Regions from separate parts of the Homo sapiens genome. Here region 1 is linked to region 2. A link is an interaction called in ENCODE POLR2A ChIA-PET data of the cell type or tissue named here. Cell type or tissue: CD4-positive, alpha-beta T cell. All regions are shown on one strand.

What was found. ChIA-PET counts read pairs that join two places held together with the same protein. Peaks named below come from ENCODE experiments on the same cell type or tissue, not always from the same donor. Only the 100,000 strongest peaks of a DNase experiment are listed, where the experiment ranks them.
Region 1: POLR2A ChIA-PET joins it to region 2 with 5 read pairs; 5 of 35 experiments call an interaction of 5 or more read pairs at or near these places.

Annotation. Positions count from the first base shown.
Region 1 is chr12:132,010,529-132,015,528 of GRCh38, forward strand. EP400 (E1A binding protein p400) reads left to right here. Exons shown (of 53, transcript NM_015409.5): 16 at 970-1,106; 17 at 2,481-2,650; 18 at 2,962-3,136; 19 at 3,249-3,385. Among named protein-coding and RNA genes, the nearest start is that of SNORA49, 18 kb to the right of the region's middle. RefSeq lists enhancers at 3,278-4,071, 4,072-4,865, 4,875-5,000. In CD4-positive, alpha-beta T cell, no CTCF peak of the experiment used is centred here; no DNase peak of the experiment used is centred here.
Region 2 is chr12:131,948,310-131,953,309 of GRCh38, forward strand. It overlaps EP400 (E1A binding protein p400), which reads left to right and starts at 1,633. Exons shown (of 53, transcript NM_015409.5): 1 at 1,633-1,727. RefSeq lists silencers at 1,205-1,254, 1,345-2,044 and an enhancer at 2,097-2,804. In CD4-positive, alpha-beta T cell, a CTCF peak has its summit at 1,569 (motif pointing left); DNase peaks (open chromatin) are centred at 1,492, 2,042, 2,342, 2,912 and 1 weaker place; H3K4me3 peaks cover 2,084 bases; H3K27ac peaks cover 1,630 bases.

The DNA of each region.
Region 1 (5,000 bases), 62 kb after region 2:
ATGGATGTGTTGTAAATATTTGTTTAAAGTCTGCTAAGTCTGTCTTGTAACTTGGTTTATGTTACATTTATAGCACAGAAGTTGAAATTTGTATGTATTCCTCTAATAATCTTTAAAAACCTTAGTTTTCTCGCCAGGCTTGGTGGCTCATGCCTCTAATCCCAGCACGTTGGGAGGCCGAGGTAGGCGGGTCACCTGAGGTCAGGAGTTTGAGACCAGCCTGGCCAACATGGTGACACCCCGTCTCTACTAAAAATACAAAAATTAGCTGGGCATGATGGCGTGTGCCTGTAATCCCAGCTACACAGGAGGCTGAGGCAGGAGAATCGCTTGAACCTGGGAGGCAGAGGTTGCAGTGAGCCGAGATTGTGCCGTTGGACTCCAGCCTGGGTGACAAGAGCAACACTCCATCTTAAAAAAAACAAAATCTTAGTTTTCTGAAGAATGAAATTTGAAACAACATATTTTAGGATGGTTTGGATGTGCCCTGACTAAAGCTTGGGAAGCAGCGATGGACACAAGCCCTTGGCTAACAAAACACAGTTTAGACGCCTGCTGTGTGGGTGCCTGGCTTGTGGGAAGGACTTGAGCAGGGTCTGGGGCTCTCTTAGTCTGTGAGTCCACTTTCTGAGTGTTACTCGTTTCCCCTGGGATCTTGGAGGGGTTTTCTGTGGTTTGAATGAACACTAGTGTCTTCTTGGGACTGCTCGTTCAATGTGTGTCTACTAAGGCCTCCTCTGGTGCAGGCTTGGTGCTTGTGCAGCAGCGCCCTGGGGGCCAAGGAGCAGCTTCTGGGCAGTGTGCTGGCTCCAGATGAATGCACTTGTTCCCCCCCAAGTCTGCCTCAGTCGTGCGATGGCTCATGTGACACATACTCATACTGATGAAGCGTCTCTGGTCAGACACAGTGCTAGGTGCCTGGACATGACAGATACTTTGACGTGGAAAATTCTGTTTTTTGCTTTGTAGGTAATTGGGGCCCCCATCTTGTTGTTGTGAGAAGTTGTAACATACTCAAGTGGGAGCTTGAATTGAAACGTTGGTGTCCCGGACTCAAAATCCTCTCATATATTGGCAGCCACAGAGAACTCAAAGCAAAGAGACAGGTATTTTTTTTTTAAACATAAAATAAAGCTAAACAGAAAGCCATGTTAATTTTTATAAAAGACACATTAAAAAATGTGAAGACATGCTTATTCATGGAATTATTAAAGATCACTCATTCATGAGTTAACAGACCTTTATGTTGTTCCCCTCGAAAGCATAGACAATACCGCATCGGCCTGGCCATTCCTTGTGAGGAGGGCCACGCACTCGCAGGCCCAGGTGTGCACAGATCTCAGTGTCACTGCCCAGAAAGTGGGGCAGTTTGCTCCGAAAATGGTATTCTCTGGGACAGTGCAACACTTTCCCCCTGGAGGCCCTGCTGGCTTCCACAGGCACAGAGGAGAAGCTAGGTGCTCCCAGCTCTGAATTTAAAACCCATAGAACCATTTCCACAACATGCCTAATAGATAACGTTTCTGGAACAAATTTTAACTTATTAAAGATTTTTGTCTGCCCTATAGTTTCTAGTACTAGGTCACTGAAGGTAGATTCATCACAGTTTTCCATTGAGTAGAACGTTTTGGACCATTAGACATCATTGTGTTGAGTAGTGTTTACTGAAAAAGTGAGCTTTCAGTAGTATTTTCTTTTTTACTATTGTAGTCTGTTTTTGGTGCTATTGCAAAATACCACAGACTGGGTAATTTGTAAGTATAGAAATTTATTTCTCACAGTTCTGGAGGCTGTGAAGTCCAAGATCCAGATGCCAGCAGATTTAGTGTCTGGTGAGGGCCTGGTTTCCGCTTCCCAGATGGGGCCTTGCTGCTGCACATTTTGGAGGGGACATGGCGGAAGGGATGGAAGGGCAAAAGGGTCCAAGCTGGTTCCCTCCAGCCCTTTCATACTGCACAAGTTCATCCTTGAGAGCAGGGAAGTCTCCACTTCTTAATACTACCACCATGGGCATTAGATTTCAACATGAGTTTTGGAGGGAACACATTCAAGCCATAGTACTATGTCTGGCTTTTAGTTTGTTTTTAAAAAGTGTATAATGCAGTCAGTTGCAATACAGATGTTGACATCTCTTATTTTTCTGAGCACACTTCCCCTTGTTTTGATTAGATACTAGAAGAGCTCGCCCTGCTTCAGGATCCTCTGCCATAATCTCAGTATTTTCCAAATGGTAATTGTCAGCGCCTGCAAAATAGCTTCTTAATTTGTCAACGAAACTGCTTTAGACCCCTAGAGGTAGAGATAAAAACATAAACACAGCCGTTTTCTGTGCGGTAATAGCAAGTTATTTAAAAAAGCAAGTAAAATTATAGGTGGGAACGGAGTCACTGGGTGGCAAGCTTTGGGAAGTGTGTGTCCTCAAGGTGATTTTGAAAGACAGTGGAGTGTGAAGGCACTGAGCTGTCCTCTCTGTGCTGCAGGAGTGGGCCGAACCCAACAGCTTCCACGTCTGCATCACGTCCTACACTCAGTTCTTCCGGGGCCTCACCGCCTTCACACGAGTGCGCTGGAAGTGCCTGGTCATTGATGAGATGCAGCGCGTGAAGGGCATGACCGAGAGGCACTGGGAAGCGGTTTTCACCCTGCAGAGGTCTGTGTGTTACGCGCTTGTCATTGAGTGTTCTTTGCTGTTGATGTAGAAGATTCTCTTGAAGAAATCTGCATAATTGCAGACACAAACAATGGCCTTTGAGCTAGAGAATTGCTTTTCATCTTCATCCCAGCACATGGGCCAGAGAGCCCCAGAGCTGGGTCAGTGCAGCCCCCCTTTTCAGGCATGTGCACGTTGACATTTGCGGTGTCAAATTACTGTCCCTTTTCTCACACATTGTCAGAGAAGATGCTGCTGCAGCCAGCCCCGTGGCTGTAGAACTCCAGTGTTGTCTCTTGTCCTGTTTGCAGCCAACAACGTCTGCTTCTGATCGACTCGCCGCTGCACAATACCTTCCTGGAGCTCTGGACCATGGTGCACTTCCTGGTCCCAGGGATCTCCAGGCCCTACCTGAGCTCCCCTCTGAGGGCCCCCAGTGAAGAGAGCCAGGATTACTACCATAAAGTGGTCATAAGGTTACACAGGGTAGGTTGGGTTCTGCCATTTCAGTTAATTAATTAAACATGCGTATGCCTTGTTATAAACGTGTTACAGCAGCATTTTTGGAAAGAAAACAGTAAACAGTTTTTATTTTCAGGTGACACAGCCATTTATTTTGAGGAGAACTAAGAGAGATGTGGAAAAGCAACTAACAAAGAAATATGAGCATGTTTTGAAGTGTCGCCTTTCTAACCGACAAAAAGCCTTATACGAGGACGTTATCCTGCAACCTGGGTGAGTGTGGGCTCTGGGCATGTGCCCCCTTTGCTGTCCCTGCCTGTGAGGGAAAACGGCCCTTTCTGTGGCCTCAGCAGAAAGCTCCTTTCCGCAAGGATTGGGTGTCTGGAGCTGGAGACCGAGGCACCCTCCTGGGGGCAGCAGGCTCTGCAGCCTCAGGTGTTTCCAGCTGTTTCAGGCTCATGCTGGTCCTGCTGCACTTCCCGTCTCAGAAGCCCCACTCCTGTGTAGCTGCCCACGTGTAGGGTGGTGTCCTGGTGCTGCTCCCTGTGTTGCCCAGAGAATTCTGTGAATTTTAGTTTCCATTCATCCGGGAGGGATGGTGATTGAGCAGCTCGCCTTCCCACAGCCAGCTGGAGGCCCCAGGACTTGGGTCGGCTGTGGCCCACCGGAGGTGGCACGCTGGTGTCTGTGGCGCAATGAGTCGTGCGTTGCATGGGGTGGAATGCGCCACGCAATGCACACCATGTGATGGCCAGCCGCTGTGCCTCTGTCTGGCAGGGACGTGCTGGTGCCAGAAGCTGTGCCCTTTGAGTTGACACAGAGTGTGGGGCCCCCTTTGACCCTCTCCGAGGTCTTCAGATGTGCATGGTTTTGGTCTGTCAGGCTTTCCATTTTCCTGAGTTTAGATGAAAAAAACACAAAAAACCCTGGAAATCAAGTTTTGGAGGATTTGAAATTTATCTGTGCTTAGTCATCACACCTCACTCTCTGCTGGGGGTGTGGCCATGAGGCTTTGCTGCAGGGTTACCCCCTACCCCGTGCCACCTCAGCCTCAGCGTCCCTCACAGGCACAGTCAGACACACTGGATCAGGTGACCCCACTCTTCCCCCAGCCACGTGCTGATGTGCTCCCCTCCTTGTGGGGAGATGACATGGGGACCCTGATGAGGTGCTGTGGCGGGAGCAGACGCCAGGTGATCGTATGAGTGCACTCTGGCCGTGGCACAGCAGACTGTGGTTTGTGGAGACTAGGGGTGAGGCCATGCTAGCCACACCCCACCCCCCGTCCTGGGTCTCCCTCTCTGTGCCTCATCCTCTGCTCTGGGTCTCCTTCTCTGTGCCTCATCCTCTGCTCTGGGTCTCCCTCTCTGTGCCTCATCCTCTGCTCTGCAGCCAGAGGGCGTGCACTCATGGGCTCGCCAGGGTTCTGTGCATGCGCATGTGGAGCCTGGGCACCCTCGAGAGGCAGGTGCCTGTGAATGCAGCATGCTTAATCCTGGTGAGTGGAGATTTCAGGAGGGAAGGTAAGTGTGCATGATGACTGTGGAATTTCTCAGTCCTCCACAAATGACACAGTACAACCGTCCTTTCTCCAAGAGGCGGAGCAGTGGAGCAGCACTTCATTCCACACCATTAGTGGCGAGACTCTCCAAGCATTGTAGAAACTTTGTATGTGTGGACAGAAACCGCTTTGCCATGTTGCTGAAGCTCTGGTGTCAGATTTTTCAGTAGAATACTGAAATCAGCCTATGTCAGCTTTGGTAACATACTAGTTGTCATTTGAGTGGAGAGGACTCATAACTTTATGCAGGTTTTGAGCGCCAGCCTATCAGGGAAGTCACGTTGACCACGCCCTGCGTACAGAGACCGTCTTAGGGAGTCCGACCCA
Region 2 (5,000 bases):
TCATTTTATGACATTTTTATCAACCCAAAAAGGAAACCCCACATTCATTTGCAGTTACTGCCTATCCTCTCCCCACAGTCCCTGACAACCACTAATTTACTTTCTTTTTCTTTTCTTTTTTTTTTTTTTTGAGATGGAGTCTTGCTCTGTTGCCCTGGCTGGAGGGACAGAGTCTCACTCAGGCTGGAGTGCTATGGCATAATCACGGCTTCCTACACCCTCAGCCTCCCTGGGCTCAAGTGATTCTCCCTCAGTCTCCTGAGTAGCTGAGACTACAGGTGTATGCCACCATGACTGACTTTTAAATTTTTTGTAGAGATGGGGTCTCTCTATGTTGCCCAGGCTAGTCTTGAACTCCTGGGCTCAAGGGATACAACTGCCTCAGCCTCCCAAAGTGCTAGGATTACAGGCAACAGCCACCGTGCCTGCCCTTTTAATTGTTATGTTGTAAATTATTTACTTTGGACACGAGTTCCATGTCAGACATATGGACTTAAGGTAATTTCTCCTGTTCTGTGGATTATCTTTTTTAAATGGTGTCATTTGCAGCACAAAAGTTTTAAATTGTGATGATGTCCAATATATCTATGTTTGTTAGTTGCGTTTTCAGTGTCATATCTAAGAAACCATTTCCTAACCCACAACCCCGAAGATTTATGCCTATGTCTTTATCTGGAGACAGAATCTCATTCTGTTGCCCAGGCTGGAGTGCAGTGGCATGATCTCGGCTTACTGCAACCTCTGCCTCCCGTGTTCAAGCGATTCTCCTGCCTCAGCCTCCGGAGTAACTGGGATTACAGGCGCCTGCCACCACGCCCAGCTAATTTTTTGTATTTTTAATAGAGACAGGGTTTCACTATGTTGGCCCGGCTGGTCTGGAACTCCTGACCTTAAATGATCTTCCCGCCTCGGCCTCCCAAAGTGCTGGGATTATAGACGTGAGCTACGTCTGTGTCTTTTAATAGAGTTTTGTCGTTTTTGGCCGGGCGTGGTGGCTCACACATGTAATCCCAGCACTTTGGGAGGCCGAGGTGGGCGGATCACTTGAGGTCCGGCGTTCGAGACCAGCCTGGCCAACTTGGTGAACCAACCCCCCTACTAAAAATACAAAAAATTAACCAGGGGTGGTGGCGCGAGTCTGTGGTCCCACCCACTCGGGAGACTGAGGCAGGAGGATCACTGGAGTCCAGGAGTTCGAGGCCAGCCTGGGCCACACAGGGTTTGGGTCTTGCATGTGAGCCTGGTCTGTTTGGTGAATCTGCAGAGTGTGAGAGCTGGCGGCCCACTTCTGTTCCACGTGGGCGCATTTCCCGAACTGCGCGTGGAAAAGCCGGGCTGCCGCGACTCCGTCAGTCTCGGCCCCGCCCCCGCCTTCCTCAGTCTCGGCCCCGCCCCGCCTCCGTCTGTCTCGGACCGGCCCCGCCTCCGTCTGTCTGGGACCGGCCCCCCTCCGTCCCTCTCGGCCTTGGGTTCGGCCCCCGCCCACCCCGCAGAGTCTCGCGGCGCCCTAGTCCTCCGGCGCCCTCGACCTCCGGCGCCCTCGCGCGGTCAGAGCGGCGCCGCGGAAGCGCAGCTACGGGCGCGCGGACGCGCGTCCCTTCCGGCTCGCCGTAGCAGCCGCGCCGCCGCTTCCTCCCGCCGGGGCCCCGGATGCACTGAGCGGCTGCGGCGCGGCTTCCATCCTCCCGCCCTCCTGACGCGGCCGGAGCGCAGCCCTGAGGCCCAGGGTAAGTGAGGGCGGAGGCGCGGGACGGGGGCGGGAGGCTCTCGGGACGGCAGCGTCCAGGGTCCGGGGTCGCGTAGCCGCAGCCGCGGGCGTACAGGGCCCGCTCGCCGGCCGGCCTCGGGCGTCGCGTGGGGACCAGGCCGTGGCGGCTGTCGTGAGCGACCCCGGGCGGGCGACCGGGCTGAGGGCTCACGGGCCCGGGTCTTTCGAGTCGTAGCGCCCGTCCCCCGCAGGTCGCGCGATCCGCGCCCATTTCTCGTGGCCCCCCGGGCTCCTGGGCTGGGGGCGTGGCCGAGGGCAGCTCGGCGCGGCGGCGTTGCGGGAACCGGGGGACTCCGGCCCGCGCCTCCTGGTTCTCGGGGCTGAGGGGGTGGCTCTTGCTCCTGGCGCTTGCGTGGGCTTCCCTCGGGGTCACGGACGCGACGCTGAGATGCGGGGATGGGACGTCCAGAACCACTTTCCTGAGGCGCGACGGGGCGAATTCACTCAGAACTTAAGGACCCCGCGTCCCGGGCGTCCCGGAACGCGCCGCCACAGGGGTTACAGTGAGGTCCGAATCCGCTCCTTCTCGGCGTAGACCTGCCCGGTCCTCCACGGCGGAGCCTTAGTAATTGCCGCTGCCTCCCCGGGGGCGCCTCTCGTCACACACCTGCGGCCCACGGGCTTCTGCTCAGCTGTCGCTGTGTCAGTGACAGAAAAGTAACGTATCCCAGTGCTTTATTAGTAATTACTTTCTGAGACGGGGTCTCGCTCTGTTGCCCAGGTTGGCGTGCAGTGGCGCGATGACGGCTCACTAGAGCCTCGACCTCCCGAGTGGTTGGGACCAAAGGCTTGGGCCACCATGCCCGGCTCACTTTTTATTTTGTTTTGTTATTTTCTTTTGAGAAAGAGTCTCTCTCTGTCACCCAGGCTGGAGTGCAGTGGCGCGATCTCGGCTCACTGCAACCTCCGCCTCCCAGGTTCAAGCGATTCTCCTGCCTCAGCCTCCCGAGTAGCTGGGACTACAGGCGCCTGCCACCACGCCTGGCTATTTTTTTTTTTTTTTTTTTTTTTTGGATTTTTAGTAGAGACGGGGTTTCATCATGTTGGTCCGGCTGGTCTGGAACTCCTGACCTCGTGATCCGCCCCCTTGGCCTCCCAAAGTGCTGGGACTGAAGGCATGAGTCACCGCGCCTGGCCAGTTTTTTGTGTGTTTTAGTAGAGACGGGGTTTCACTGTGTTGCCTAGGCTGGTCTCGAACTCCTGAGCTCAGGCAGTCCGCCCACCTCGCCCTCGCAAAGTGTTAGGATTACAGGCATGAGCCACCATGCCCGGCCAATTTTTTATTATTTGAGTTGGGGTCTTGCTGTGTTGCTCAGGCTGGTCTCGAACTCCTGACCTCAAACAATCCTACCGCCTTGGCCTCCTAGTGCTGGGACTGTAGGCGTGAGCTACCGCGCCGGGACACGTGGAAGTGTTAATAGGGCTTCTCTCTGGGTTCGTGGATGAGTTGTATTCTTTTTTACTTATTTGTGTTGTCATTTTCTTTAGCAGAATATGTGCAATAAAATAATTTCTGTAATTATTCTTTTTATTGTTTTTTTGTAGACAGAGTCTCACTCTGTCTCCCAGGCTGGAGTGCAGTGGCGCGATCTCGGCTCACTGCAACCTCTGCCTGCCAGACTCAAGTGATTCTCCTGCCTCAGCATCCCGAGTAGCTGGGATTACAGGTGCCTGCCATCATGCCCAGCTAATTTTTTTGTATTGTTTGTTTGTTTTGAGACGGAGTTTTGTTCTTGTTGCCCAGGCTGGAGTGCAATGGCATGATCTCGGCTCACTGCAACCTCCGCCTCCCGGGTTCAAGCGATTCTCTTGCCTCAGCTTCCCAAGTAGCTGGGATTACAGGTGCCTGCCACCACACCTGCCTACTTTTTTTTTTTTTTTAATTTTTAGTAGAGAGGGGGTTTCAACATGTTGGCCAGGCTGGTCTTGAACTCCTGACCTCAGGTGATCTGCCCGCCTCGGCCTCCCCTTTGCTGGGATTACAGGCATGGTGAGCCACTGCACCTGGCCTTTTTTTTTGTATTTTTAGTAGAAAAATGGGGTTTCACCCCCCATCTCTACTAAAAATACAAAAAATTAATCGGGCGTGGTGGTGGGTGCCTGTAGTCCCAGCTACTCGGGAGGCTGAGGCAGGAGAATGGGGTGAACCTGGGAGGCGGAGCTTGCAGTGAGCGGAGATTGCGCCACTGCACTCCAGCCTGGGCGACAGAGCGAGACTCTGTCTCAAAAAAAAAAAAAAAAAAAAAAAGAAAAAGAAATAGGGTTTCACCATGTTGGCCAGGCTGGTCTCAAACTCCTGATCTCAGTGATCCACCCACTTCGGCCTCCCAAAGTGCTGGGATTACAGGTGTGAGCCACCGCGCCCGGCCCCAATAGCTTGTTTTTGTTTTTGTTTTTGTTGTGGAGACAGGGTCTTGCTCTGTCACCCAGGCTGGAGTGCAGTGGCATGATCATAGCTTTACTGCAGCTGTGACTTCTTGAGCTCAAGTGATCTCCTCCCAGGTAACTGGGACTATAGGTGTGTGGCACCACGCCGTGCTAATTTTTGATTTTTTGTAGAGACACTATCTCACTGTGTTGCCCAGGCTTGTCTTGAATTCTTGGACTCAAGACATCCTCTGGTCTCAGTCTCCCACCGTGTTGGAATTACAGGTTTGAGACACTGTTCCCAGCCTGTTTCTTTTTATTGTTGAGGAGTACTCCTTGGTGTGAACGTACCGGTTTGTCTGTTGCCCGCTGATGGACCATTTGGATTGTTTCCAGTTCTTTGTTTTCCATCTTTTTTTTTAATAAGGGTAACACATGAACAGTTCACATTGAAAGATATCCAAACAACACAGAAATACATAGAGCTCGTTAAGAGTTCCTTTGCCCTTTCTCCCCATTCATCAGCTCCCCACAGCTACCAAATTTGGAATTCATTTTTCTGGGTTTCTTTCCATACATCAGAACATGCATTCTCAGTGAGGGCGATATCTCCAACAAGGGAGTGAAAATTAGTTATTGGAAGAAGGGTGAAAAAACTTAGGCATTACAGTGATTTGTGGCCTCCCGAAGATCCCAGTTCCTGAACAGATGTACAGTGTGGTATATCTGTGTACAGCTGTAGTATTAAAATTCCATGGGGAGGCAATTAGGAGAGAAACTTATACAGATGTTCCTTAGCGGGGCCGTGGAAAAATAAAGATCAAGAAACAACAGTAGAATGATGGATTGGGGATTTATAACCTTA